Regions from separate parts of the Mus musculus genome. Here regions 2 and 3 are each linked to region 1. A link is a loop called in an ENCODE intact Hi-C map of the cell type or tissue named here. Cell type or tissue: gastrocnemius. All regions are shown on one strand. Each heading gives the region's core, and the rest is flanking DNA. Links, peaks and the distances in the headings are about the cores only.

Region 1 (7,822 bases), core at 1,307-5,306:
CAGCCCCTCAGAGGCAGCCGGAGCACACAGACGCCTCTATTTCTTCCTTCAAAAGAGGGGAGCGAGCAGAGAGAACAGGGTTCTGGAGGAGAGCATGTCTGCAGCTCCTTTCCCGAGAATGAATCACAGCCCTCAGGCTAAACCAGCAGGTGCCGTGAAATCTGGCTGACGGGTCAAGCTCAAGGTGATGTGCCTGCTGAGCCTTCTCTCTGTTCAGCTAAGCTCCCATCACACTGTTGGTGCCGCTTGGGTAAGTAATTATGACTAAGCGTGTAAGCAGAAGGGTCTGCCCACTGTAATTACTCCCCAACAAGTCCCTGCAGAGCCTGGGAGTTCCCCCAGAGGCCTGTTTGGGCCATTTCTGGAGAGGGTAGGTCAAGGTGGGTCTCCTGGATAATGTCAGAACCCGAATCAGAACCCAATGCAACTGACTGTATGGGCATTCTGGCAGGAAGACTCGAGTTAAAGCTCTGGGGTTTCTAAACCATTAAAAACCCAGTTGGAATGTTCAGATGCATCTGTAAATGTCTCAAAGTAAACAAAGCTCTGTCCCTCCAGAGCAATCATGTGCGTGTGCTTCCATTCACACAGAGTGGATGTGCACAGGTGTGGAGCCACAGGTCATCTGCAGGTACCACCTGTGACCAGCCTGGGTGCTTGACCAGCACGCCCTAGGGAACCCTCCCTTCCCCACTCTTCCTGCTCTGGAGTTACCGAAGCCCACACTCTGCCAGGTTCTGGGGTTGAATTCAGGTCTTCATGCTCACATGGCAAACGTCTTATGACTGAGCCGTCTCCTTGGCTCTCAGTCCTTTCCCACAGAAATATAACATGAGCCATGTGTGTTCAGTAAGATTTTTCTAGAAGCTGTACTAGAAAAAGAAACATGCGAGGTTAGGTTTAATGATATGCACAGCCCAACAGACCTCAAATATAGGATTTCATCATTCAAGCAGTTATTTTATTTGTATTTGAGATATTTTCCACACTTATTGTGTGTGTGTGTGTGTGTGTGTGTGTGTGTGTACTTTCAAGTCTTCAAGGTCTGTGTGGGTATCCCACACAGACTGATTGGGATTCTGATGATGAGTTCCACAGGCCAAGTGTGTGAGACACGGTGTCGTTCCCTTCATACGGGTTGAAGAGTGTCCCAGAGAGTGAATCTGTGCTATGGGGAATTTGTTTTGATTTAACGTTCCTGGCTGGATGCTAAAGTTCCTGGTGTGCACCTATAATACTAGCTCAAGAGCCAGAGACGGGAAAATGAGCAAGTTCGATGTGAAGAAGGACTATATGGAGAGCTGTTGCCCAGCCCCCAGCCCCCCAAAATATTTGCTTATTATAAAGGAAATTTTTCCAAAAAAATATTTCCAATTCTTGCCTTACACATATTTATATACAGGGCATGCTTGTCACTCCATGTGTGTGGAGGTCAGAAAACAGCTTGTAGGAGGTGAGTCTATCCTTTGACCTTGGAGTTCTGGGGACCAAAGTCAGCTCATTGGCCTTGACAGCAAATGGCTTTACTCCCTAGCCATCTCAACACCCCACCTCACCCCATCCCACCCCTGATTGTTTTTAAGTAGTACCAAGCAGGCGCTCCCTACAGCAACCAAAATATCCTGACTCAGGTTAATAATTTATTGCCTCCCACAGTGGAAACATAAATAAGACCAGCTTCTAGTCCTATTTGGGTTTGCTCTGGCCTGTGGGTCATTCACCCATGTGTGGTGAGCGTACATGTAGTCCTGTATGCTCCACTCTGGATACTGCCCTCGACAACAGACTATCCTGGTGACAGCCAAGTGGACAAAACCTTTTGTGGTTGTGTGGATGAGGATGCTTCCTATATGGGGGCACTAACCCTGGGCTCTGAAGAGCAGCCAGAAGCCACGGAGAAAGCAGGGAGGGAGCATGCCCAGTGGGAAGAGAAGCCTATAGCTGCCAGCAAGCAGGGAGACCTGGGGGATGGGGTGGGGTGGGGTTAGAACCAGCCCTCAGCAGGCCACATGCCTGGAAGAAACCACACTACTGTGGAGACAGTTGTCAGGCAGTGCTGTCCGACTGAAATATGACACCCATCACATAGATGGCATTTTCTAGTAGCCATGTTTATAAAGGTCAAAACGCACAGGTGCAATTTATTTTTAGATCATATTTTACTGGAACACACTTCCTCTGGAATATTATTGCTTGAACAGGTGAGACCGCTCACTTTTTTTTTTTTCTAAAGGAACTCTTCGAAATCCACCCTGCGGCTGGCACAGTTGTCCAGCTCCATTTGGTGCGGCTGTGATTCAACTGCTCTGAGTCACGTGGGCTCGAGGCTGCCACGTCTGGCTGCACAAGCCCATATGTGGTTGTACGTCATGAATAGTAACCTCTCCTCCAGCTCAGGGTCCAAAAGAGAGGTCAGGCCAACGGGAAGGGAAGGGGCTAAAGATCCACAAAGGAGGTAAAGCCTCCCACCTCCTCCAAGAGAGAGCAGATTGGGCAACCCGGCTCTCTAACCAGGGCAGGACAGGAGATGGAGACAGCGGTCCCCTTCCCCCACAGTCCCAAGGGTGTCAGTGTGAATAGTGTAACCAAGAAACAGAGCCCTGAGGAACATTTGCTAAATTCTGCCAAGTGCCTGGACACCAGATCACAAGGCTGACCCAGAAAAGAGCAATTGTACCTGCAGGGGAGGCAGGGCAGGCGAGGCCACCCCGGGTCAGCAGGCGCCTCCCACACTGCCAGGGAGGCGTGCCGGTGGTGGCCTAATGTGGAAATGTTTGAATGTGGGGCAGCGAGGCACTTGGGCTGGCTGGAGTCAGCCAGGGTGACAGGAACCAGTCATGCTGGGGCGGGACGATGGAGAAAGCTTGCCAAGACCCCGACAACATCTTTCCTAATAAGTCTGGCAGGCTCCAGGCCTTGGTCCCCCTCTGAACGACCTCTCCCTTCCACTCCGGTCTTCTCCAAGGAGGAAGGAGAGCGAGCCAAACAGAGCAGGAATTTGGACCCAGGCCTGGCTTTCCCCTCACGGGGCTCTGCAGCTACTCCAGTGCAGAGTGGATGAAGGCCTTTTCCCACAATGCTCCTCTGGACACTTGACTGCGCTGGCCACACTCCATCTGCAACCTGGGCACAACCTGGGCTCAACTGTTGCAGCCCCGTGCCAGGAGAGACCCTTATGGAAACACCCCTCCTCTCTCCCCTCCTCTTCCTCCTTCAGCTCCCTGGGCAGAAGCCTCCACCTCATTTTAGGAGGCCCCTCCCTGCAGTGGGAGCCTGGAGCCACCCTGCTGGCTGTGGATCCTGGCTGCTGGGCCTGCTTGCTCAGGAGAGGTTTGCTAAGTCGGATGTCCCAGCCCCACTCAAAGGACAGGCACAATGACAACATGTGTGTTTGGGTCGGGACACTTTGAACTATGATTCCCAGAAAGAACAGCTTGTACAGCCACTCCGAGTCTCCCAGCAACAAAGAATGTACCGTAGATTAGGCCTGGCTTGCAAAACATTTTTTTTTTTAAAGAGGCACAGCCCAGTCCTTTTATAGGGTCCTGGAACAACGGTGGCTGAGTTAAAAAGCACAGAACAGCAGCGTCACCCACTGTCAATACTTCGTGACCTCCCTCGGCTCATCAGTTCTCCTAAGGTTGGCTTTTTCCCCGAGTCTCTAGACCCGGGTGTTGGTGAAGGTCAGCTGCAAATGGATGAGACCTTTAGGAGGAGGTGACCAAGAATAATTTGCTCAAAGTCTGTAGATGATTAATTAATGTGCTTCTGTTAAGCATAGTTAATCTTTACTCGGAACAGTCGCTGATAAGGGAGAGCTTGGGGGAAAAATGAGTACGTTAACCATTAATCCTGGGAAACACCATAAAAATTAGGATGGAAAACCGTGGATCTGGGAGAGGAATTAGGAGGCTAGAGGGGTCAGCCAGAGGAACCTGACCATGCAAGGAGGTGCACAGAAAGCTGGATGGGAGACCTTAAAGTTCATGCATGCTCAGAGCTGGGGACATGCATTTGTGTTTATATGCTCGTGTGTGTGTGTGTGTGTGTGTGTGTGTGTGTGTGTGTGTGTGTGTATGTGTGTATGTGTGTATGTTTGTGTATATGTGTGTGTACATGTGTGTGTGTGTGTGTGTGTGTGCATGTGTGTATATGTGCATTGTGGTATATGTGTGTATATATGTGTATGTGCATTGTGTATATGTGTATGTGCATTGTGTATATTTGTGTGCATGTGTGTATATGTGTATGTGTGGTGTATGTGTTGATGTTGTTGATGACTGTGTTTGTTTTCCTTTCTTTCTCTTAGTTCCATTACATTGTATAAAAACACTGTGAAAAACAGCATCGCAAGCATGGCACATTGCAAGAAAACCTGATTTTAGTGGCCCTTTTCATTCTAATTTCCCACAGCTAAGACCAGGACTCATTCATTCCCTTGTAGGTATTATTCTCTGGTTCCTCTGGAGAGCAGGGGGAGCCCAGGCTAGAGGAAGCCACTACTAGCAGATGACACCTTGGGGCCACTCCGCTGTATCTGTACACACCCTGTCTCCTGCCAGGCTCCAGAGCTACCCCTCCTTCAGGTTCTCATTTCTGTCCTAGAGAAATTTCTCAGCACCCAACAGCTTCCTGCAGCAAGTCCAAGAGTCAGGACCAACACTCCTGCCTGTCATAGACAGCCCCCAGACTCCACCAGGGTGTTTCTCTGCTAGCATGGTTGCCACAGAGTCTCTGCAGGTCAGAGACAAACCCTTACTGAAACCATTACACATATGGGGCACATTCTGTGTGCAAAACAATGTGAAGAGCTTCCTGGTCATGGAGGCTGGGTCCCATTCCTGGGGGTCTTTGGGGAAGAGGAAGAAGCTTGTGATAGGCACTTGAAATGTAACAGAAACAAGGAATTTCAAAACCAAGAGAACTACTGCACCCCTGAATGGCTGAGGTGGTTCACAGCAAAGCTCTGTGGTATCAGAAACTGGCTCTGAGGTCAGATTTGGGCTTTGCCAGGGTCTAAGTCATCCAAGGTGACCTTGAACTCACTCTATAGCCCAGGTGCATCTTGAAGTTTCAGACCTCCTGCCTCAACCTCCTAGGTAGCTAGGGAGGGCACCATCAGGCCCAGATGCAACAACTGTCTTGTTGCAGCTTAGGAAGCAGGCTGGAGATGGAGAACTGAGACAGGAGCACATTGACAAGATCCCGATGTGAGAAATCAAAAGCCTGAGACAGGAGAGTGTCCACGGGGAAGGAGAATGAGAACAGACAGAGGCCACCATAAGCTCAAAATCTTGCTTGTGGTGACCCAATGGCAGAAGATACTGCCAAGCAGAAGAGGGTAGATCTCTAGGGGGACTGTTAGTGATGCCCCAAAGGGCTCTAGGCTGCCAACTGCAACTCTCCAGTATTCTAGAAATGAGATTCCTGGAGGTGAGACATACAGTGGCCTTGTCCAGGTGGAATCTCCTACCTCCCAAAGTGTTTGTAAGTTTCTCAAGCCCAGGATGTGGCCTTGAATTCCCTGGTCCTACAGATGGATCACACAGTAGGTTTTGTGGAACAGCACTGAATGCCTGAGATCAAGCACGAGAACTTGAGGACAGCTCCTGTTGGTGTAGGCAACGCCTTTCTTGTCTTTACATGGGGTCATAAGGTTCTTGTTTTGAGTGGAAGTGGGGAGTGGGGATCAGAAAAAGCAACAAGCCTGCTGCCGTGAAACTCCCATTTCTGTAAATTAAACCCAAGCAGTAACTCTTCTAACAGGACACCATGGGTTCTAGTTTTTAAAGTAAAGAAAGAACCATCATTAGAAATGAGCCTATGCCCCACTTCTGTTTCTTGAGATGACAGAGTTCCCCCATCCTTCCCTGCCTTCCAAGGCTGGAATCAGAGACAAGAGAACGGTGGAGCTGACACTCTCAGGGCAGCAGGCCCACATGTAGAGTCAGGTGTCCCCTCAAAGCAGGGGAATGGGGCCCCATGCCACTGTACTCTGCTCTGACTTGCTGGTCAGCCAATAAGGCCTCTTCCAACTTCCAGCTTCTTGCTTCCTGTGGCTTTGGGTGATGGTACTGGGAAAGGATTGTGGTGGGATCCAGCTTTGTATCTAGGAGAAGAGTGAGGGAAATTGGGTAAGGTGGTGCGTGCCTGTAATCTCTTGGGAGATACATGCAGGATGGATGGAAGTTCAAGGCCATTTTTAGCTACCTATTGAGTTCAAAGCCAACCAGGACCACCTGAGACCCTTTTGTTCAAAAAAAGCAAAATTAAAAAGGTTTGAGGGTATATACAGAAGAAGCTGAAGCTAATCTGGGATAGCTACATAGTGAACCTACACCCCAGGCCTAGGAGAAGCTGAAGCTAATCTATGCAAGCTACATAGTGAGCCCATGCCAGTCTGGGCCATAATGAGATTATGTCTCAAATGGCAAAAAAGGGGATCAGGAAACAAAGGAAGGAAGAGAGGGTAAAGGAAAAGGAAAGACAAACCACAAACAAAAAACAAACAAAGCATAGGTTGGTATTTCAGACCATATTCATTGCCAGTTTTAACTCAATCATGGCGCAAAGGTAGTCATTGGGAGGCTGATCCCAGCAGTTACAGGGTTCAGTATGACCTTCATTTGGCAGAAACGGCTGAGGTTCCCGCTGGGCACGTCTCCACCTCGGTTCTAAACACTTTCAGAGTCAAAGTGATACGCGGTTGTTACATGATGAGAACAAGAGGCGCGGGCATTAAAGTGGTTTTATGGCTCTGGCTTGGGTTTGTAAACTGAGCAAATAGAAAAATCTCAGGAATAAAAGGAGCAATAAAATAATCACATAATACTTTGAACTCTCCCTAAATAACCACCTTTATTTCAAGGCTCTCCGTATGTTTTACAGGCAGGTTTAGAACTGTAGGCTCGTCCCCCTTTTTATCAGTGGGGAAACTGAGTCACTGTGCAGTAAAGGTTAGAGAGCCCACAGGGTTTGTTTTGGGGTGGGGAGGAACTCTGGGAAAACCACTCTGTAACACTTTAGGGAAGGGTCAACTAGAGAGTGCCCAACCATGCCTCCTCCCTGAGTCTAACCATGATAGTGTTTCCACATAGCCTGAGCCACACCTGGGCTTCTAGATTAACAATGAGAATAGCAGACAGAATCTTCCAGACAGAACCTTCCAGGTCGTTCCTTTTTCTGGTGTGTGTGTGTGTGTTCCTTCCAATGCATTGGGGGGTGCATACACATATGTGCACATGGAGGTCAGAAGAAATCCTTAAGTGTTCTGGAGACCACCACCTCTTTTGGTTTGGTTTGGTTTGGTTTGGTTTTGAGACAGGGTCTTTCACTAGCTTGGATTGCACCAAGAAGGCTTGGGGAAGCCTGTCTTTGTCTCTTCAGGACTGGGAAAGCAGGTGTGAGCCACCACATGGGTGGCTTCTTTAACATGGGTTCTAAGGATTAAGCTCAAGTCCTTGAGGCAAGACAAGTACTTTACTAACTGTGTTTTCTAGCTCTTATCCTGACTGTCCAGCAGATTGTTGCCCTACACCTGTGGTAAAAGAAGGGCAAGCAATGCCTTGATCACCTTCACTGGAAGCAGCCTCAGGACCCAGACTTTCTCTGCAAGGGGTATCTTCTTCCAAGGTCTTTGTTGATCCAAGTCAACACTTTTTTTCTCAGAGGCTAAGCATGTCCATTTATCCCTTGATTCTTCATTTCAGCCATGTTGGGAAGGCTTCCTTGTTTCAGTTAGAGTCTAAGGAGCTGTTTTGAAGACAAACAGCTAAAGAACAAAACCATGAGATGGACCAGGTGGGTGTGCTAAAGTCAACGT
Region 2 (7,822 bases), core at 1,981-5,980, 140 kb after region 1:
GTGGTAGAGCCTCTCCTGGAGTACCCCAGGAGCATGTGGAGGCCCATAAGCTGAGACATGATAAGCAAGGGGGCACATAGATTAAAATGAACTATGAGGGACATCGAGGGTAGGGAGAAATGTGGCAGAAACACAGAGCCCTTTATAAACCTATGTGAGGAAATGTGTGTTGCCTAGGACTATAGAGCCATTGAGATTTATGAGCAGCATCACAGGGTCTGATGCAAGTCTTTTAAAGTACCATGTTAGCTAACATGTTGAATATAGACTGGAGAATATTCTGGGATGGCACCTATAGCAATATATATCATCTCCAATAAGGAAATAAAGAATATATGTCATGGGGAATAGCAAAAAAAAAAAAACTTCATAGATACCCACTCCATAAATAGCAGGCAGGGGCAGATAAGAGGGCTGTAGAGGTGTTTGGCATCAAACCCTTATGACCTGAGTTCAATCCCCAGCAACCACATGGTGAAAGGAGAGAACCAATTCCCCCAAATAATTCTCTGACCTCCACATACAACATGGCAGGCGCACTTGCACATCCAAACAAAGGAATAAATGTAAATAATTAAAAGAAAGGTCTCTTACATTTTAAACCTTTAAACATGAGGTCAGGCAAGGTGGTGCACACTTGTAGTCTCAGCACTTGCCAATCAGAAGCAGAAGAATGCCAAGTCTAAACACAGCCTGACTACCTAACAAGGCACGACTTCACAACTCCAAGGGCTGGTCAGCGCTTGGGAGACAGAGGCAGGTGGATCTATGAGACCTCAAGGCCAGCCTGGTCTGCAGAACTAGTTCCAGGACAGCCAGGGCTATATAGTATAACCCTGTCTTAAAACAGACAGAAACAAACAGATCTAAGGGCGGGCTGGGGAGCTCCGGGTGTAGTTCAGTGGTGGCAAGTTTGGTTTTCCTGAGTGAGACTCCGATGAGGGGCAAGGGAGAGATCATAAATGGTCGTTAGGAAAACTCAGAAGCCGATGTAGAGAATTCAAGACAGTATTAAGAGTAAAAGGATGAAGCCATCCAGAAATAAGGACTGGGTTTTAAAAACAGAGCAAATCCAGAAGATCCAGACTTAAGATCAGCAGCGAGGATAAATGGGAACGCAACACCGCAAATGGCAGGAAGTAAGAGAACTGAAGGGGATCGGGGAGAAAGGGCCAAAAACAAATGATGGGCAGATGGGAGCCAAGAGTCCCCCCTCCCCCGAAACTGAAAACTGAAGCAAAGAGCAGAACAAAGTTAAAATCAAGCCACTCAGGAAAACCTTTCTGGAGAAATGTCACAAATGTACGAAAGTGCAGGCAGAAAGTAAAAATAAACACGCTGGAATGGTTTCTGGTAAAAATTTTTAGATTTCAGAGGAAAGTACGAAGCCGCCTGCATATGCAACGATGTTTGTAGGACAGATCTGGGCTAGAAATTTATAATTAGAAAAGATCCGGGGAGGCAGAAACAGGTGGATCCCTGGGAGACGGGCCAGCCCAGACTGGCCTACTTGATGGGTTCTGGGACAGTGAGAGACCCTATCTCAAAACACAAGGTGGATGGCTGAAAACTGACACATGAGGTTGACCTCTAACCTCCACATACGCCCCCAAACATATGTACATGTACATGCATATACACACACACACACATGAAGAATTCAGACGGGACATAGCAAGGAGGGCTGATATCTGTCACATATCTGGGCCTCAGCCGGGAAGTCTCAAAAGCTGGGGTAACTCCATAGCTGAGGTTTGGAGTCAACTAGATGCCTGACCTCTCAGGCATCTGGAGCCAGGACTCAGCTGACTCAGAGACCCAGCCTGCTGACCAGAGGCCTCACGTGTCTTCTCCATGTGGCTCAGCTTCCTCCCAGCACGGCCACCACACAGTGGTCAAACTTCCCTAGTGACAGAGACCAGAAGCATAGGACACAAAACTCAAAACAGAAGCCATATAGCCTCATGAGGCCCCCTGTTTCAGATATCACATAATGTCACAGTCCCCTTACTTACTGGTCAAAGTCATCTCCCATGCATGAGAAGGAGGGACAGAGACCTCATCTATTAGTGAGAGAAGAAGCAGAGCTTTGAGGGTATGTCCTGTAAATCACCAGGGACATATTCCCAGGGTTGTGGTGTTCTTGCATGTCCTGCCTGATACAGTATTGCTTACCTCCTTCATGGCACACTGCTGGTCTGTGAATGTCATGCACTCACAGCCTCCCGCTTCCCTGTAGGGGTCTCGGGGTTCTCAGTTGCTGGGGTGGACATGGAGTCTTTAGTGGGTATGATAATGGCTACTCTCTATTGCCAAATTGATGGGAGTTTTGAATTGCTTCTGAGTGTGCCTTTGAGGGCATTTCCAGAGAGGCTTCACTCAGAAGGGAAGACCCACCCTGAATGAGGGGTGGTCACCATCCCATGGGACAGGACCCCAGATGAATAAAAACAGGAAGGAGACGGAAAGCTGAGCCACAGTATTCTCTCTCTGACTCCAGACTGTGGGTGCCGAGTGAAGAGCTCCCTTCGTCACACTGTGTCCTGCCCACCACGAAGAACTGCACCTTCAAAATAGCCCTGCCAGTTGGTCTTGTCAGGTGTTTTGCCACAGCAACGGGAAAAGTAGCCAAGACAGTTTCTAAACCTGTCAGCGACCCTTCTACCGTGATGGATGGCCCACCCCTGTCTTGCAGCCTGGTTCCTGTTAAATCCCCATAGCTCTTGTCAGGACTCTTAAAAGGAACAAATGTATATTTCTGAATATTGAAAAACACAAAGGCACAAATGTTGAGTTATTAAACAAGTTCACAGTAGCTTCCTCCTCACAATGCTGCTTGATTGAAAATAATTGGGCAAAGAAAATGAATTCCAGACCAAACTGAGTAGTTGTTTTCCTATACAGAAAGAAATTTTTCTCCTCCCACCATCAAAACCCCTAAAAATGCCACTAAGACCGTTAACTAATACCCACTTGGGACAGGAATCATATGACTTTAATCTACAGACTCACACCTTTGGCCTGAGCTGGCTAGACACAGAGGGTGACAAGCTCCTAAGGACTGATAGTCCAACTCTAGAGGTTCTACGGGTCACTGACAACAAGAATTTCTCTTGGATCAACCCTGAGACTGGGCATGAAATTATACGAGAGAGAGAGAGAGAGAGAGAGAGAGAGAGAGAGAGAGAGAAGAAAAGAAAGAAAAAGAAACATAGAGGCAAACCCACATCCCAGAGGGAGGCCAAACCAAGCTAATCAAAGCAAAAGAAAGTCCAGACCCAAACCCAGATCCCACCCACAGGCTCAAATGTGATTCTGGCTGTCTGAAAGCAGTTCTCAGACAGAACCTCAGGCGATGAATCAGTTTCCTCAGACACTGAGGGGGGATAAAGCCACTGCTGCGGAGCCGGAGTGCTGGTCGAGGAGAAGCTGTGAGAATCCAGCAGAGTGGGGTGGGAGTAGGGGGTGGTGCACACAGTGAGAAAAGCCACGGTGAATCCCCAGTCTAGACAGTGAGCCCAGAATGCCCAGGGAAAAGAAGCAAAGGATAAGAATGAAAAGAACAGGTTCAGAGGAGCCAGCTGGATGCACCTCCAAAATGTGGGTGGGGGGAGGGTGGGACACGCAAGACAGCTGTGCAGTCAAAGTTGCTTAAAGTCACAGAGAAGGGGCTGGGGAGGTGGGTGGGCATCCAAAGTGCTGTCCTTGCAAGCATGGGGACTTGAGTTAGACACCCAAGAACACACATAAACAAAAGCCCTGGGTGGTAGCATATCCTGGTTATACCAGCACTGGGGAGGTAGGGGCAGAAGAGTCTGTACAGCTGTCTGCACAACCTAGCCTGATCATTCCCAGGCTCTAAGGATAAATACTACCTTAAAAAAATCCCACACCCAAAAAGGAGAGGAAATGAGGAAGTATTCGTAGGATCCAGTGAGTGGGGAGAGACTTTGGGTTGGATATACATTGATAAAGATACATTGTATACACATATGAATTATCAAAGAATAGAATTTAAAGTTCTGGTAAGTTTAAAAACTAGGGCCTAGAGAGAAGGTTCAACTAAATGAAGAGCACTGTTCTTCCAGAGGACAGTTTCTATTCCCAGCACCTACAGAACAGCTCAAAACCATTTATAGATCCATTTCCAGGGCATCTGGTGCCCTCTTCTGGCCTCTGTCAGGCACAAGTATAGTACGCAGAAATGCAGACAGGCAAAATAAAATAAATCAATAAATCAATCAATAAATAAGGTTTTTGGTTGTTTTTTTTTTAAGATTGAAATTTTAAAAGATCAAGGTGGTCAGCCTGGCCTACAGAGTGAGTTCCAGGACAGCCAGGGCTACACAGAGAAAACCTGTCTCGAAAAACCAAATAAATAAATAAATAATTGAGATGGATAGCACTTGAAGAATAACATCAACATTGTCCTCTTGGCCCCTACATGGCATGCACACACGTGCACATAGGCATACAAGATAAAAAATCATTAATAATAATAATAATAATAATAATGATAAACAGGATGAAAGCACGCATCTCTTTTTCCATCCGGAAATCAACTCACATTATAAACATAAACAACGTCTATCTACGTTCCTACAGAAGGACGATTTCCGAGCAAGTCCATACACCAAGCCATACAATGTGGGCAAGACAGCAGAGCAAAGCCTTGACATACACTGTCTAACTCAGGGAGATGGTTTTGGGATGAACAGGACTCAGAGGTTAAGGGCTGGTCCCAGTGCCTCACAGCAAGCACACTTCCAGGGCTGAGGGAAACAGCTGCCATCTGATAGCAGACCTCTCTCCTGGGACATAAGCTCTGGTACAGCAGTTTCCCTGTCTCTCTACCTAGAAAACTGGCAAATGGTTCTTCTGAGAAAAGCAATGACAAAGACAGGAAGGAGATTTGTAAGCTAGAAAATGAAGGGAGGCAGCCTTCAGGGATCACACTACCTGACATGGGGGTACAGTCCAGTGATTCCATGTCTGTGAGTGAGCAGAGGCCACAGGAAGATGGGCCCTCTTCTGCGCCAGGAAATATCAGTGCAGTGGTAGAAGCAGGTAGAAACTGAAAGGAGCCAGTGTGAGCTGAATATCAGAAGCATCTATGGGCTGGGGAGACACTCGGTATGTAAAGTGCTTGCTTCCACAAGTACAAGGACCCAAGTTGAGATCTCTAGCACCCACACAGAAGCCAGATGTGGCAGTTTATATCTATAATCCAAGTACTTGCGATAGAGACAGGAGGATCCCTGGGGTTCGCTACCTATGCAACCTGACTAAATCAGCAAGCACCCAGGTTCCCCGAGAAGCCCTGTCCGGAGGCATAAAGTGGAGAACGGTAAAAAGGTAGCCAATATCACCCTCCACATGAGAGCAGACTCTGCACCCGGGCTGCAGGATCAGGAATAACTCCAAGTTGTGTCCCGTAATGCCTCTGACTGACAGGAGCAACTGAGACCCTGGGTAATGGCTAATTACCTCCCCTGAACAGCAGGATCATTGGTCATCTTGGCTGCTACCCAAGTCCTAAAAGCTCCTGAGTCAGCACCCCTTCCTCCAGGAGGTTCCTGTGGCCTATGACCCCACAGGTGCTGGGGTTTGCGTAACAGCCCTCCTGACATAATGAGAACCTGGGAAACAAGTCTTTTCTTGGTCGTCTGAAATCACTGGAAGCCACCCGAATGGTTACATGGACACTCTAAGTCAGCATCTTAGTCACGCAAGGTAGCTCAGGGACGGCTGGGGGAGTTTGTTTTCACTTCCCTGAGACTAGGAGGCACATGTGTAAACACAGGTCTGAAAGAGCCCTTGTTCCTAGTCTGTGCGTCCCATCTTCCTGCTCAGCCTCTGCATGTCTGCTGCCAACACCCAGGGCTCCGGTTGCAGCTCCTTACAGTATGAAATGGCCCTGGGGACTGAGGCCAGGGCAGGAGGCCACTATCAAATCTGGAAGGCTGACCCTGGTCCCAGATGCAGGTTATTTTTACAACAGCCTCTGACCCCAGACACCCTGCCAACTCCTCTTACATACCCTCCTCCTCCTCCTCACACTCTGCTCCCACCTGTGGGCTCTCTGTCACTGTCAGCCTCTGGGTGTCTAGTATCCTTCACACCAGACTCCCTGTCCCTCAGTTGCTCAGTGCTGAAAGTCGGATGGTACGATGAGCATGGGATGTTCTCTTGACCTCTGTGGAATCTCGACAGTGGATGTGGGCACCAATCCGGAAAAGTCCCCGGGGGCCACCACTAGAGACTCCGGATCGATGGTTTCTGGGGAAAGAGCTGTGTGCAAGCATTTTAGACTTTGGCCCATTTAGCATTTCAAAATCCTGAAATGTGGCTCTACGGAATTCCCAGTGCTGAGATCATCGCCCAGCACCTCAGAGAGGGTCTATGTTTAGAGGGGGGGGGGGGTCTTCAACTCAATGACTAAGTTAAAATGAGGTCATTAGGGTAGGTCTCCTGTCTATGTAAATGTGGTAGGGACCCTTATTTGAAGAGATTCAAGACAGGGATGTGCTTTAGGTTCTTGGTTCCATCCCCAGTACAGAGAGAAAGTGGAGGTAGAGAATTAGACATTCACAAAGAGGGACAACCATCTACAGTCACAGGAGCCAAGGAGATAGGTCTCAGAAAAAAAATCAATCCTACTAGAACTCCAAGATGTCCCGACAGGCAAAAGCAACTGATGGAACCTATGGTGTAATCAGTCAACCCCCAAGTTGTCCCCTGACCTCTACCCGTGTGCAGCGGCACACATGCCCACACTTGAACATGTGACAATCATCCAGTAATAATAATAAATAATAATAATAATAAATTCAATTAAAAATTCTCAGAAAATAAAAACAAGCTTTCTCTTATAGTTTGGATATGGATACATCCCCACAGGGCTTATAAGTTTGAATACTTGGTCCCAGCTGGCGGCACTACTGTAGGAGACCCTTTAGGATGTGTGGTCTAGCTGACAGGTGAAGGGCCAGAGATAGAAGGCAAGATGCCTAAAGGCTGCATTTGCTTCCAGCCTCTTTCTGATTCCTGATCCACCAAGACAGAACAAGCAACCTCACTGAGCTCCTGCCACCAGTGAATGGAGCCAAATCCTTTCCCACTATGACAAACTACATATTCCCTTAAGTTGTGAGACAGAGACATTCCCCTGGCCCTCTGTCACTTTCTTCTACCAGATATTTGGACACAACAATGAGAAAAAGTAATGAATATACCTGTGACCTCTCTACCCCAGACTTCAGCTTCCAGGACACAGGGTGTCTCTGGCTCTGGGTGGTGACAGGACACCTGTCCTGAAAGTGAGAACACTGTGTATTATTGTCCCCTCCCTCCTTCCAGGTCTCTCCCGGTGGTTTGCCCGCTTTTATGATTTCTAACAGATAAGCAGTGTTGTGCCCTGCACTCTCCTTTCTATCTTTTAATCAGAAAATGAAGACCATCAGGGTGGTCTGTGCTTGATGGAGATCACCACCCACACAGCTTTATGCAGACCCCACCTCTGAGCCTGATTGCTCTTTTTGGACCCTGACTCCATAAGGAGTACCTTCTTCCTATTCTGCTTCTCCATCCTCTCGGCAGCTGGCAAGACTTCCAGCAAGCTTGCCCTGTTTTTCTTTCAAAACTGCAATAAAATGGTCCTCAAGCTTCAAAAAAAAAAAAAAAAAAAAAAAAAAAAAGACAAGGGGTGTCATGGCAATCCTGAAAGACAAATATAGACATGCTCACTGAGGGAAGAGGGAAGCCTGTGAGGAATGAACAACAGCAGGGACAGCAGAATCTCCTGTGGCTCTAGGGCCAACCC
Region 3 (7,822 bases), core at 1,981-5,980, 120 kb before region 1:
GTGTGAATGTGCATGTACATATATGTGTATATGTGCATGTGTGTACCCATGTGCATGTGTGTACGAGTATGCATATGTGTACAAGTGTGAATGTGTATGTGCACATTCTTGTGTGTGTGTGTGTGTGTTGGGTTGGGAGGGGTGTCACCAGCTGTTCCTACTGAGGTTCACATAAACCGTTTCCAACTTTCAGCAACAAAGGTTCTGCAAGAAAGAATTGTGACTTCTGCATCAACTTAGTGTCCCTTCCCCAGGCGGCTGTTAGGGCTTGAGGCTGGCGCCAGTGGGAAGCACCAGGAGCCACTCGGTCCCTTAGGTACCTTGTGGAATTTCTCAATCTAATTTTGTTTAGTTTGGGGGAACTTTTTTCTTTTAGATATTTGGTCCTAGGGAAAAAAAAATTTCCTGTGGTTTCTCTCCTATTCACCCTTAGTAATCGCTGCTTTTGAGAAAGACTTTCTCCATTTTCCCATAAAACCAAAACATGGCAGACATCCCTTGTATCTGGATTCCACTCCCACCGCCTGCTGTCCCCCCAAGCCCTTTCTTCACCCAGGGCTTGTCCTCTTGTCCTTGATGAAGATCCTTCCTGCAGAATCCGGCTGGATGAATAGAAACTCAGGGTTGCATGTGGCCTGAGTCCTACCCACAAGGTTCCAGGAATACCCTCTGCCTCAAGGACCTCAGGCTTCATAGCAGGGTGTGTGGGAGAGTCCAGTTCCCTCTGATGTAACCCTGGTTGTCCTGTGTCCCTTTTCCCTGTGGGCACTTGTAACTCATCACCCTTCACCGGCTGCTCCTTAACTGTCACCTGGGTCAACTGTCCTGTACAGTGCCACGTGTTCTTCTTCAACCAGGGCTTCATCGCTCCATCTTCCCATGACTTCTGTTGTGACAGTTTTATAAAGAGACCCTTGTAGCCTATTCTTTGGCTGTCAGACTACTGGGGACTCCAAGAAACTGGAATTTCTCTGGGAATCTCAAGCTGTCAGATGGAGAAGGCCTTGTGCCAGCCAGAATCCCCCAGGAAGGGTCACACAGGTCTGACCATGTGTCACACCACCTCACAGGAGACTGGAGCCCAGGTGGTGGTGGTGGTGGTGGTAGTGGTGGCAGTGGCAGCGGCAGCAGCTCAGTGATGGGCGGGGCCACACCTTGGCCAGATCTGCTTCTCTGCGCATTCACTTGCTTTCTACTTAACCCTAAACCTCATGCCAGGATCTCAGAGATGGACTTGAGGGTTGCTAGACCCCTTTGTTCTTCCCACTGTGGCCACAAAAAATAAATCTCTTTTCTCTGCTTTTATTGCTACTTCTTTAACTGGGGAGGGGTAGCCCTGGCTAACTTTTTTTTATAGCTACCAGGACTCAGGCTTTGACCCCAGCAACCCCATAACATTCTCCCTGACGTTTGTCTCACACAGCCACCCACCTGCTGTTTGCTAACCATCCTTTCTTTCTTCAGCTGGGAGGAGTCAGGAGCAAGCAGCCTGTGAGTCACGTTCCCTTAAGGGTTCCCACTGATATGCTGTGATCATGGACAGGTCCCCTGACAACCAGAACTTCTGCCACAGCGGCTCTCGGTACCCCACAGGTGAAGTCCTAGGTATTTACTGACTACATTTCACTCTCAAGAGGGACAGGGGCATTTCCACAATTCCCCTGTGGGTGGGGGTAGGGACTTAGATAGGCCGAGTCCCCAGCAAGCCCAGAATGTGTGATTCTTGCCAGCATCTGAGACCCCAGACAGAGGTGAGAATAGGAGTGGGTAGCCCCCAGCTTCCTAGCTCACAAAGCACAAATCATCACTAGATACAGGCTCCGTGAGGAGTAAGAAATCGGTACCATCGTGCAGCTGTAACCTGCATGCTGAAAGAGTCGGACATGACTGTCAGCAACATGACAGCCTGGGAAATGGGTACAAGGTGGGGCAAAGCCTTCCCGGTGGTTAACAAGGTTCTCCTGTTATCCCAAGCCCTGATCTCAAGCATCCTGCCATGTCCTGCCTTCAAAGGTGAAGGTGAACCTGAGTCTCAAGAACATGCCTGTTTCTACTACCTAAAGAAACATCCGGCCAGCTTATTAAAATTAGGCTAGAGGAAAGCCCAGCAAGGCCCCAGTCCGACTCCAAGAAAGCCGAGTGTCTTCTGAAAATAGGGTTGGGGTGACTGCAAGTAAGACCTTTCTCTGGGAGGACTAGCCAGCCACACTTAGATAACAGAGTACAAAGTACAACTAGGATCAAGGATGAGTCCCAAGCAAGCATAGAAAACCAGTGTATACTGTGCAACCAGGATCAGGGATCAGTATCCAGGCAAACAGCCAGCCAGTGTGCAGTGTGCATGCAGAATCAGCCAAGGTAGGTGACTAATGTTTAGAGTGTGACCAGGATTGAGGATCAATATCCGGACAAACCTAGAGGCCCATGTGCAGCGTGCAACCAGGACCAAGGGTCAGTGTCCAGGCAAACAGACAAGCTATGTCCAATGTGTAATCCAAACTGTGAGTCAGCGGAATCAGAGACAGAGCCAGAGCCACCCATGCTTGGCTGAGAAACCAGATACCAGCTCTGGGCAGGAACTCACCCTGGGGAAGCTGTTGCCTCATTCTCTAGGCCCTTACCTCTTGCCTTCCTACAAAAACCAGGCCAAACAGGATTTGGGGTGTGGCCAGGCTGATCAGCCTACGTCACCATCCCGGTCACAGTCTGTCTGGGCAGAACCCAAGGGGTCTGTGGGTTCTCGCAGCCTTCTGCATCCTACTGTAATATGGGTAGATTTCCTGGAGGCCACCGAGCATACTCCTTCAGTAGAGGCTTTACCTCAGACCAGCAGGTGTTCAAGAGGAAGTGGGGGCGGTTCCATGTCTCTCTGGGACTTGCACCCCAGTTGACAGGGTCACAGGGACAATCTGAGGCATACCCCTGGGATCTGTGGCCTTTGGCCCCCAGGCAGCCCACCCATAGCTCAGAAGGTATGAAGTGGGAGGTGAAGGAGAAGCACCGGAAACCTGGTGGGAAACAGACATGGGAACACGTGAGCACTTGTCCATCTCACTGGCTGGGTTCCATGTGTCACCTCTGACTGCCCTGCTCTGTGCGTTGTCAGCATTGAACACTTGATGTGACCACACCCCCTGGTCTCCAGGCTGCAGCCCTTTGGAAGGATGTGCCTGTGTTGGCTACATTTCTTCTTGCCTTGACAAAATCTTGGACAAAAGCAATTTGGAGCGAGAGAACGTCCATCCTTCACAGTGGGGACTGTACAGGAGAGTTCAGGGTGGCTGGAGGCTGTGCTAGAGCTCCTGACCTGACCATCAGACTAGGAAGTGGAAAGGACACCATAGCTCCTCATGGAAGCAGAAACTGGTTAAGACCCTGTTCTCCAGTGACTTACTTTCTCTAGCTAAGCCCCGGCTCTTAAAGGGTCCATGTTTCCCCCAAGCATCATTCCTACTGCATAAACCTGAGAGGGACATTTTGCATTTAAAGTCACAGTCAAGTAGATCAACCTTGGCCAGAAACAATTTCTCTTTCCCCAGCAACTAAATACAGTACTGCAGATCTTGGGGAACCTGGAGAGGAGGGTGACAAGAGTCAGGGGTGAGGAGAGACAAGAGCTGGCCTGTCATCCCTATATGAGGGGTGTCCCTGGTGGCTGGAGATCCTGGAGTGCCTTTGTTTTCCTAGGGACAGCAACTGCCTCAACCCGTGGTGTGAATGCAACAGTTGGCCCATTTATCACTTTGATTTTTAACTCCCACCTTCTCAGTCCCATCCCCCACCCTGTCCCATATCAGCAGTTCAGTGGATGCTCTGCTCCCAGGGGTGTGACTTTTTAAAAAGGTAAAAACTGTTGGCTGGTGGATGAGGGGGAGCCAGCCTGGAGGAGCCAGCATCTGGTTTTACAAGTCTGGGATCTCCTTTCAACCCTCTCAGTTCGCTGCTCTCCAGATGGACAGGGAGGCTCGGAATGCATGTGGGAGACCGGAGGTTGGGGCTGGCGGTGAGGCATTGCAGAACCTCCATGAGTAAGAATGAGTAACCAGCTCAGAGCTCCTCCTAGCTGGGCAGAGGCACTGACCCAGTTCTGTATCAGCTGAAGGTGGAGCTGGTGGGGCTGGTGCCTGGTGTGGGCTGAGAAACCACCCAGATCTGCATACAATGGGCCACTGCAAGCCCAGAGACCCGGAAGTCCTCCCAGAGCTCACGCCCCTGCTTCCCGTCCTGCATAGCTGTGTGTGGGAGGGGCCCCAACCACCCACTCATGTCCCCGCTTCAGGCTTCCAAACACTGCTATTGACATCGGTCTCAAACAAGGAACAAAACCAAGAAGTTACTCTTGGGGTTGCCCAGTCTCCTGAAGACAAAAGAGGGTTGGTCTTTCCTCAGAAGCATTCCTGGAGGAGAGACTGCTCATGAAACCCACAAGAGAGTTACAAGAACTCAAATGAAAACAAAGATAATGGTGGCCCTGCCTGGGGATTAAGTAAGCAGTCAATGCTAAGGGGGACTCTTCTGTGGAACTGCCTGCTAGCTGTGCAGAGAGCTCCAGTGCTGTACATTGCATGAACTGGGGACTAGCTGTATTGCGAAGCAGCTATCACATCATTAAACTCACCCTGTTCACCAAACTAGACGAGGGTAGAACAGTTTCTTCCCTGTGTCATCAGTGAGCTATCTGGAGTGAATACAAGTTCATGTCTCCCTGGAGAAGTTTCTCTCTCTCTCTCTCTCTCTCTCTCTCTCTCTCTCTCTCCTCCCCCTTCCTCTCTTCCCCCTCACTCCCCCCTCCTTCCCTCCCCTCTGCCCCCTCTCTCCCCCCTTTTTTGAGACAGGGTTTCTCTGTGTAGCCCTGGCTGTCCTAGAACTCGCTCTGTAGACCAGGCTGGCCTCAAACTCAGAGATCTGCTTGCTGGGATTAAAGCCATGCAGCACCACTGCTAAGCCTACTCTAGATTCTTTATTTGCTGGCTGGAGCCAGGGCCCCAGAAAGCACAAACCAGATCCACAGGAAGTCACTCTGAGATGCCTGTGACACTAAATCAAGGGGAAAACGAAACGCAAAATATAATGTAAAAGCCATTGCTGTTGAAGTCATTCACTCGGAGGAATTTTCCACATCTTTCTGATGACCTCAGATAGTGTTTGATTAACTAATGGAAGACAGATCTGGATAGAAATGTGTGCGGTTCTGAATTCCAAGCTGTGCTCTGTCTTGGACAGAACTCAGAAGAGGCCATTGGGATTTATCAACAAGAGGGAAAACAAACCCGACTTTTTTTGTGGGTAGCAGCAGTTTGTTTATAGATACAGCAGACCCTGCTGTTCTCTTACAACTGCCCTGAGATCGTTTTGCAGACTGGAGACTATTGTAGGGTACAGGATGTTGTCTGTGGGGACCTGTCCTGGTCCTCCATGAGCATTGGTGGCTCTCTGGTCTTTCTACCTGTATCCTGATGTGAAATCAGAACAGGGCCAGGTGATAGAACTTCTTGGCTTTGGCACGGGGCTCTCCCTTCCTCCAAGTGTATTCTGTGAAGGCAATGGATCAACAGCTTAGTAACTAACCAGCATCCAGACTGACCATCCAGACTGACCATCTCCACACCAGCAAGTGACTTACACCAACTGGAGCATCTTACACAGCCAATGGCATAGGATACCAACCTCAGGCTAACCAGCCAAGGGTATTGGCACACAGGGCCAGTAAAGGGACAAGCTTGAAGCAGTGGTAGGTCTTTAGGGAGAGAGGAGAGTGAGGAGAGATAGGACTGGAGTGGCCTAGAAGGACAACTGTGGCTCGCCACATTGGGAAGCGGAGGGCTGAGGGCATGCTGGGAGCAAGGGGTCTTCAGACACAAGACAATTGCTTAGGGTAGAGAAGTAAGCTCAGAAGGAATAATTAAGCCAGTATGTCTAGGAGTCAGGTGAGGGTTCAAACTGCATTCAAATACTATCTCTCAAGTATCTGGTGAGTCGGTTAGATGGTACTCAGAACACCCCCTGTTCTAGTTAGCCTTTAACTGCCAAATCGGCAGAGCCTCAAGTCATCTGAGAGGAAAATCTCCTTCACAGCATTCCCTAGATCATATCAGCCTGTTCAAATGCCTGTGGGGTATTATCGTGAATTAATAATTGATACAGGAGGTCCTGGCCCACTGTAGGACACGCCATTGCCTGGACAGGAAGGTGGTCATGGGATGTATAATGAAATGAGCGGGCAAACGAAAGAGTGAAAGAGCAGGCAGCACTCCTCCATGGTTCCTGTCTCCGGGTTCCTGCCCTGACTTCCATCAATGATGAATGGTGACCTGAAAATGTAAGATAAAATAAACCGTTCCCTCTCCTGAGTTGCTCTTTGTCAGGATGTTTTAATACAGCAGCAGAAGCAAGCCAGAACACCCAACGCATGATCTAAGGGAAGGAAGGTTGCACCATGCCTATGGCATGCCCTTGGAGAGGTCCTGACTTGGGGCCAAGTTGGAACTGCAGTAAAGGATATGGGTAGAGGGTTCACAGGGTGTTGTCATTGTTATAACGGGAGACATGAGAGGTCTGCCTTTGAAGCACAAGATGGAGGTAGGGGGAGCTATGTGTGCATGGCAGAGGCCAGAGGTTGATGTCAGACACCCTCTTCTCTCTCTTCACCTTATTGCTATTTTTAAAAAAGACTTTATTTTCATTTGTACATCTGTGTGTACGTATGCCTGGAGCTGGAGTTACAGGTAGTTGTAAGCCACCTGACATGGCTGCTGGGAACCGACCTGGTGTCTTCTGGAAGCACAGCAAGTGCTTTTAACCTCTGAGACGTCTCTCCAGCCTCTCAGCTTATATTTCAAGACAGCCTTTGACTGAACCTGGATCTCACCAATTCTGCTAGACTGGCAATCCAGGAGGCCCTCTGCGTGCCCTGGGTATCTCTTTAACATCGGCAGACAAGAACCCAGAATTCCTTGGGCCAGTGCTGAGGCAGAGGAAAGGTTTCTGGTGGTTGGTCTCCCTAGAGGCCTGGGCTACTGCTGATTAACTGACCCCACATCAAAGCAAAGGAGATGCGGATGAGAATAAGCCAGATTGGGCAGAACTTCCTGCAGTTCCCCAAGCCATTGTGCTTCAGAAAGAGGGAAAGAAAAGACATTCTCTTTAGAGGATGATAATGATTGATGATGATGATGGTGATGGTGGTGTGTAATCTGTGGAGCAAGGCCCAGTCACACAGAAAAAGAGAGTGTTTTGGCATTATAGATTGTTGAGTAGCACTCCAGGAAGCCCAAGTACATTTCCCAAGCTTGATGTCATTAACAAAGAGGTGTATACAATGTCTGTCTGTCTGTTTGTCTGTCTGTCCTCTTCTTCCCTTCTTCCTTCCCTCAACAACTCAGTGAAAATTCCAAAGGAGTCTTTGTTCACTGGATGCTGGACAAGCCTCCTTTGTCCCATATCCTGCACTGCTCTTGGCCCACGTTGGTAGATTCCTCCTGGCACCTCCCCCCCAGGAGGTAGCTGCTATCATCCTATACAGAGTGGATGCCTTGCCTGTTCAACATCAGGTGTGGCACCTGTGCTGTAGTTGGGCAGGCAGACCGGAAGCGCCATTTCCCAACCAGCATTCCTGTCTCTCTCTGGCCCGTTCTGTTTGTCACATGATATCGAGGGAGGGGGTGTTTACTGCTGAGACATACACAATGTTCACAGCTCTTTGAGCTTGAGTGTAGATGATGCCTGGAGGACTCTGAACTTTTTGTGGGTTGGTTTTGAGGACAGACATAAAGCTCCGCCTCCAGGAACTCTTCTGGCTCTTGCGAGCCGCACCCAGAACTTT

Evidence for each region. A loop is a pair of places that touch in the nucleus more often than their neighbours do. Peaks named below come from ENCODE experiments on the same cell type or tissue, not always from the same donor. Only the 100,000 strongest peaks of a DNase experiment are listed, where the experiment ranks them.
Region 2: a loop joins it to region 1, with 5 times the contacts of the local background. A loop is called at or near these places in 4 of 42 quality-filtered maps.
Region 3: a loop joins it to region 1, with 2.3 times the contacts of the local background. A loop is called at or near these places in 2 of 42 quality-filtered maps.

What each region holds. Positions count from the first base shown.
Region 1 is chr8:126,733,265-126,741,086 of GRCm38, forward strand. No RefSeq gene overlaps it. Among named protein-coding and RNA genes, the nearest start is that of Gm31603, 7.4 kb to the left of the region's middle. In gastrocnemius, for the core only: a CTCF peak has its summit at 3,598; DNase peaks (open chromatin) are centred at 1,942, 2,353, 2,965 and 3,553; H3K4me3 peaks cover 1,901 bases; H3K27ac peaks cover 4,000 bases.
Region 2 is chr8:126,870,913-126,878,734 of GRCm38, forward strand. The region is part of intron 1 of Gm31718 (a long non-coding RNA gene); the gene reads right to left. Among named protein-coding and RNA genes, the nearest start is that of A630001O12Rik, 26 kb to the left of the region's middle. In gastrocnemius, for the core only: a CTCF peak has its summit at 4,171 (motif pointing left); no DNase peak of the experiment used is centred there; H3K4me3 peaks cover 957 bases; H3K27ac peaks cover 3,797 bases.
Region 3 is chr8:126,611,850-126,619,671 of GRCm38, forward strand. No RefSeq gene overlaps it. Among named protein-coding and RNA genes, the nearest start is that of Gm31546, 20 kb to the left of the region's middle. In gastrocnemius, for the core only: a CTCF peak has its summit at 4,106; no DNase peak of the experiment used is centred there; H3K4me3 peaks cover 464 bases; H3K27ac peaks cover 4,000 bases.